Regions from separate parts of the Homo sapiens genome. Here region 1 is linked to region 2. A link is an interaction called in ENCODE POLR2A ChIA-PET data of the cell type or tissue named here. Cell type or tissue: PC-3. All regions are shown on one strand. Links, peaks and the distances in the headings refer to the core of each region. The heading gives the core; the rest is flanking DNA.

Region 1 (2,917 bases), core at 180-2,679, 1.0 Mb before region 2:
TAATATTCTGTTGAGGTCCTTTGGACTGATGCATTTAACATTCAGGCCTTCGATTCCCATGACCCCTTGACCTTTGCATGTCTTTTAAGTCCCCTCATTTCCTTGATGTGGCTGAAGGCAATAGTCCATGTATACCATGTCACTATACAGGGCCATAGCTCTCTTCTCCCCTGAAACCAAAGGCTATGATTTACAGTCCCAAAGAATCACAATCTCACTTTGCAAAAATTCCAATTAGAAAACATTCACATTAGAAATATATTCTGCCCCAGGGCCGGGCACAGTGGCTCACGCCTGTAATCCCAGCACTTTGGGAGGCCAGCGGGTGGATCACGAGGTCAGGAGATCGAGACCATCCTGGCTAACACGACGAAACCCCATCTCTACTAAAAATACAAAAAATTAGCCGGGCGCGGTGGCGGGCTTCTGTAGTCCCAGCTACTCCGGAGGCTGAGGCAGGAGAGTGGCGTGAACCTGGGAGGCGGAGCTTGCAGTGAGCTGAGATATGCCACTGCACTCCAGCCTGGGCGACAGAGCAAGACTCCGTCTCAAAAAAAAAAAAAAAAGAAAGAAAGAAAGAAAGAAATATATTCTGCCCCTAGATTTCCTTTTAATAAAGAGCTTTCCCATTCCACATAAATCCTTCCCCAAAGCAGCTTCCCTGGCACATATTTTAGACATTGGGTACTTATTTCCTTCTAAGCCTAAAACGAGCTTTCTGCCCACAACTTTCACAAGTTTGGTTTTAGGACTATAGAGAACCATTCTGGTCAAAGTGCCTACACCTGAAATTATTTGGCTCCAAATTGGTTCCTCTGATCGTCACCAAATCTCACTGCCTTCTTTGCTTCTTTGTGCCTCTAACTTCATTTGCATTCTTTTTTGTCCCTCCCTGAAGCTGGCAATATGCTCTCCCTCCTATGATCAGTTCTGAATATTAGACTGATGTTCTGAACTTTCTTTCCAAGGATCACCAACAAAGATATTTAAGCTGGTATTAACACTTGTGGCAGTTTCTAAGAAACATCCTCCTGACAGAACATGCTTATTTGTGGGACCACTGGGGATGCAGCATTGACTGGAGCAAACTGGGATGGGTATGGGTTTTTCTTTTTTGCTGGTGCTGCTGCTGCCAAAGCAACATAATAACAGAACTAAGAAAAAAGGAAGTGAAACCCAAGATTTCAACTTTCTCTGTCATTAGCCTTTATGAATCACACTGTAGCATCTGTGTTTTCCCGTTACCATTGCTGATCTGTATCTTTTGCCTAAGGGAGAACGCTTCCCGGAAGGTGAAGGGGAACATTAAGCTTGATCGTGAGTTTGCTCAGAGGTATATGCTGCAGTCCTGACTCATCGTGGCCCAGAGCCAGGAGCTGGGTCACAGGAAGCACTAACTGGCCTTTCTCCCTTGAAAACTCATGATGCCTTTGCATGGGGGGGGAAAGAAGCCACCTTTGTGGTCTGAGGAAAGCAAGACATTTCATTTAGGGAACAGACTGGTGTCTTAGAACCTCAGAATGCAAGAGGAAGAGGGGGCTTTAGAACCCTCCTCATGTCAGAGATGGGACAAAAGTTGAGAAAGGGAAAGGAATCTTCCCAAGGTCATACTGCTAGTGAGGTAAGCAGGACCAGACTTTTGGTCAGAATATGCATATTGAGATTTTTTCTTTTGTGACAGAGTTGGGGATGAGCATAAGTAAAGAATCAATGTAGGAGAGCCAGCTTGGAGCATAGGAAGAGATGGTCGTGAGGAAATATGTGGTTAGGATATCTCCAGCCTTATCCTAGAAAGACAGTATTCCCTGATTTATTCCAGGCAAGCAAAGCTTAGTGAAACTTAACCATCTCCACTCTCCTAGGGAGCTTCTGATCTGCAGCTTGATCTTTCAAATAGGCCTATCCCCCAGGAAGAACACTGATCAGTAGAACCTAACAAACTACTGTCTAGTATAACTCAACTAACAGTATTTAATGATGAACAGAGCTGTTCAGCCCTGGTGAGGACAATAGCAAGGGTCTAGACTTGCAGGGCGAAGCATAGATAGACCGAGGCACGAAAAGTTTTTGTGGTCTTGCAGTTGTAATCTTATAAGGGTAGCTGGCCCTATCCCCTAGTTCCCAAAGCAATGAGGGAGAGGGTTATGAAGTTACCTGAAAGCAGCAGCTTTTGGTCTCAGCTCCCAGGATACCCTTCTCTTAAGTCCTGGCCTTTGCATGTAACTTGTCACCCTAACACTACCATGGTGTGAATCTGGACTCCCATGGAAGGTTCTTCTGTTGGTGATATCTATGTTCCCATTCTCTTATCTTACTTAGTTCTCAAAACCTGCCTTGGATCCAAGTTCCTACTGCTTTACTTTAGTTACCCCGATTCTAACTTGGGATCTTTTTGGTCTTACTCATGACGCTCACTGTGCAGCCAAACAACACCAAATTAAATCCATCTTCCTCTCTGCATTCGATGTGCTGAATGGCAGCCACATACCCATCTAATCACAAACACTAGGCACTCTCTTCTAGTGGGACAACCCGTTTAAAAATAGACATTTTTCTATACCTGAGGATCGGCGTCTTTCTCCGGCATGGGACCAAAGTGATTGAGTATCCGATTCTTTAGGGATAATTTGAGCGAATGAAACCACAATGATGCTTGCTGATAGACACAGTTATGTAATCCCATGAGCTCAGCACAATCCTCTCCCTGAACCTGAAAGTATCAAAGTGGAAGTGAAACATTCTGTACCCTCTCCATCATTCCCAGAGTCACTTTTGACACCTGATTCGCTTTGAGCATCCATCCTGCCTTCCTATGGGAAGGCTCACCCATTCAGCTTTCTCCTTTGCTTGATGTGAAATGCCCCTTAGTCAAGTGCTGGACAGTGTGTAGATACTGCTGACCATGGAGGAAGGAGAA
Region 2 (2,917 bases), core at 324-2,823:
CCTTAGCAAAACAGAGAAGAGACCAGTCTAATTAGGGTGTGTGTATGTGTGTTGATGGGGGGAAGGTATATGTTGAAAACTACAAGTAGATCATAACCTATAAACAGGGTGTGTTCTAAAGATTTATTTACAAACCATTTGTTTGGACATGACACATAATATACATGGTTTCTAGCCAGCTCAAAATATTGTATTTAACCTACTTAGTAGTGAACTATCCCAGGGACAGTGCTCCAGAGCCTGGGAGCAGAGAGTCAGGAAAGGTGCGATGGATTCTGGGCTAGAAGACAGAGTGATAGAGAAATTGAGATTTGTTGTTCTCCTATGACCCTTTCTGCACCTTTTTTTTTTTTTTTACATCTCAGTTTCTCTAAGAGAAAGTTTCTCTATCCCTCAAGGCACCCCATGCTGCTAACTTCCTTGAAACAGAACCCCATCCAAAGTTGCTAGGGCTCTAAAAGGCTCTCTCTCACCTCCAGCCTGCCTCATTCCCTCAGGGCAACAGCTCTTTGCTATTTGAAGAAACTTGACTCAACTCATTCATGCCAATGTGTGAATAACTGATAGCCACCTCATCCTGGCAGCTGTACTTACTTTAATTTTAACAGCCTTCTTGTTAGCTCAAATGAACCTGTAATTGCTGGAATTTCTGGCACTGGTACAGAGCAAACAATGTGGGAGGGGGGTGAGGGTTACAGAGAGAGAGAGAGAGAGAGAGAGAGAGAGAGAGAGAGAGAGAGAGAGTTTCACTGTAGGAGAAGATATTTTGAGATAAGGAAAGCTTTGGCCAAGAGCTTTGCCTAATTTTCCTTTCTTCTCCACCTCCCTCCCCCAAATTGTTCTTGTGTATTCCTCTTCACAGGTTTACTATAGGCTGCAAGTTGTTTATTATTATTACTTTTTAAGAATAACTTCTGTAGCAGTTCTGGGTATGGTGGTACTGTGTTTTTTAGTTGTGTGCAAATCTGGGATTACCTGTAATGGGAAATAGGGTTGAATAGATAAGGTGGGGCTGGGGGTTGAGGGGACCTTGAAAGTGGAGTCTACAAATACATCCATAGAAATAAGGAGTCATGGAAAGTTTTTGAATAAAAGCTTAAGATGATGAAACCAATAAAGGTGGCAAAATGAATTCTAAATTTTGAATTAGAAATGATGGAGTATTATGTTTACTCTTGGCTTGGGATTGGTTTATACAGAATCATATTTCTGGTTACCATTTTTCATGGTTCTGGGCATTCACCTTTAATTGTTAGTATCTCTCTCCTTGGCTGTCTGTTCTCTGTGGCTCCTGAGCCAATCTTCCTTCAGGATTAATATGCTCCTAGAAGCTTTTATGACTTTTGTATTACCAACTAGCACATAAGGGCTTATACATTCTGTTTCTGTGTCCCAAAATTCAAGTCTAATGTTAGCAAAACACAACTCTCATTTATAAGACTTTTTTTTTTTTACTTTTTAATGAAAATTTCCAGCCTTTCCAAACATACCCCAAAAACACACTGGAGATAGTGGTTAATGATCTGCATCAGTTAGCCCTCAGAGCTGCAGGAACCTCCACACCCACTCCCTAACCTATGCATGTTAAACCATGTTGTAGATAAGCTCTTCCCTTTGGGGAACCCCATTGTCTTTTATTCTTTATATTGTTCATTATGTAAATATTCTTGATATTTCTCCTCCACCAGTCTGCACAAAGGAGAAGCCAGAAAATGGGGTGAGAAAGGGATTTGAGACATTTCCTTAAGCCTAAATTATAATTCTCTCATTGGAACAGGATTCATAGATCTTTAATCAAATATGTTTATTTTTCTCTGTTTTGAACGTTAAAAGGGCTTGTTCGCATTGGGCCCTCTTGTGTGTCATTTGTATATTTTGCTCTTGACTGCTCAGCATACCATTTACATTACCAGGTATTGGTGATGTGCAGTGACTTGCTTGGTTGAATTTGCTATTTCATTTTTTTGCTCCATGTAGTGGAGCAGTGATTGTTAAAATTGGATTTTGTGGTTTACTCTTTCGTCATGACTTGTAGCAACAGTAATTTAATAGGATTTAACAGTCCAAAGAATATACTTTTTGTCCTTTTCATTTACCAGTCCACAAAATGACTGCTTTTAGGAGATATTGTTTCATTTTTCAATATTCCCTGGCCTAGGTGGTAACAAACTAATAAAATGCATTCATTTGCTTTACCAATCCTATCTTGACTTAGAAAGTTGATTACTGACATTTCCCTTCCTTATGGTAGTTAAGTGTTTTCCTTACTCAGTTCAGTTCAGCAGTCACCTATTGATCCATTCACACCCCCATCCTCATTCTTCTATCATAAAGTTATTATATACCTACTATGCTGGGCCCCCTGCCAGGCACACATAGGGTCTGTCATGCAAACATCAAAAGGAGCCATTTAGGTATGCTATGTGCAATTGTAACATTTTATTTTTTCTTATGATTCAAATCTTAGTTTTGGGAGGAAAAGGCCCTTTAATGATTTCTTATTTAATTATCATCAGAAAAGTGTAGTTAGGCATGGAGGAGGGAAGAACCTACCTCTGCTGGCTTGATTTCACCAAAATCGCCTCCTATAATTGGGTTACTATGTGACAGGCACTGAGTTAGGTATAATACAAACATAAGGAAGGCCCAACCTCAGTTCTCAGGAATTTATAGTCTAGGGAGACATAGAAGCAGTTTTAACCCAAAGAGAGAGGAGCTATAATATTCAAAGTATCACAGGAGGATAGCAAACCCATTACCTGTATCTTCTAAGGGATGTGAGGGAAAGTTTCACTGAGGGAGGTTTGCTTGAACACTTAAGCATGACTAGAAGTTTGCTTGGTAGAGTAGAAGGGCAGGGAATTCCAAGTGGAATCAGATGTGAAGTCACTGAGGCATGAAGGAGTATGACATATTT

The links. ChIA-PET counts read pairs that join two places held together with the same protein. Peaks named below come from ENCODE experiments on the same cell type or tissue, not always from the same donor. Only the 100,000 strongest peaks of a DNase experiment are listed, where the experiment ranks them.
Region 1: POLR2A ChIA-PET joins it to region 2 with 10 read pairs; 1 of 35 experiments calls an interaction of 5 or more read pairs at or near these places.

The regions. Positions count from the first base shown.
Region 1 is chrX:119,014,000-119,016,916 of GRCh38, reverse strand. LONRF3 (LON peptidase N-terminal domain and ring finger 3) reads right to left here. Exons shown (of 11, transcript NM_001031855.3): 10 at 2,561-2,710. Among named protein-coding and RNA genes, the nearest start is that of LONRF3, 41 kb to the right of the region's middle. RefSeq lists a silencer at 1,357-1,416. In PC-3, for the core only: no CTCF peak of the experiment used is centred there; a DNase peak (open chromatin) is centred at 1,326; H3K27ac peaks cover 2,416 bases.
Region 2 is chrX:117,989,674-117,992,590 of GRCh38, reverse strand. The region is part of intron 2 of KLHL13 (kelch like family member 13); the gene reads left to right. Among named protein-coding and RNA genes, the nearest start is that of KLHL13, 130 kb to the left of the region's middle. In PC-3, for the core only: no CTCF peak of the experiment used is centred there; no DNase peak of the experiment used is centred there; H3K27ac peaks cover 856 bases.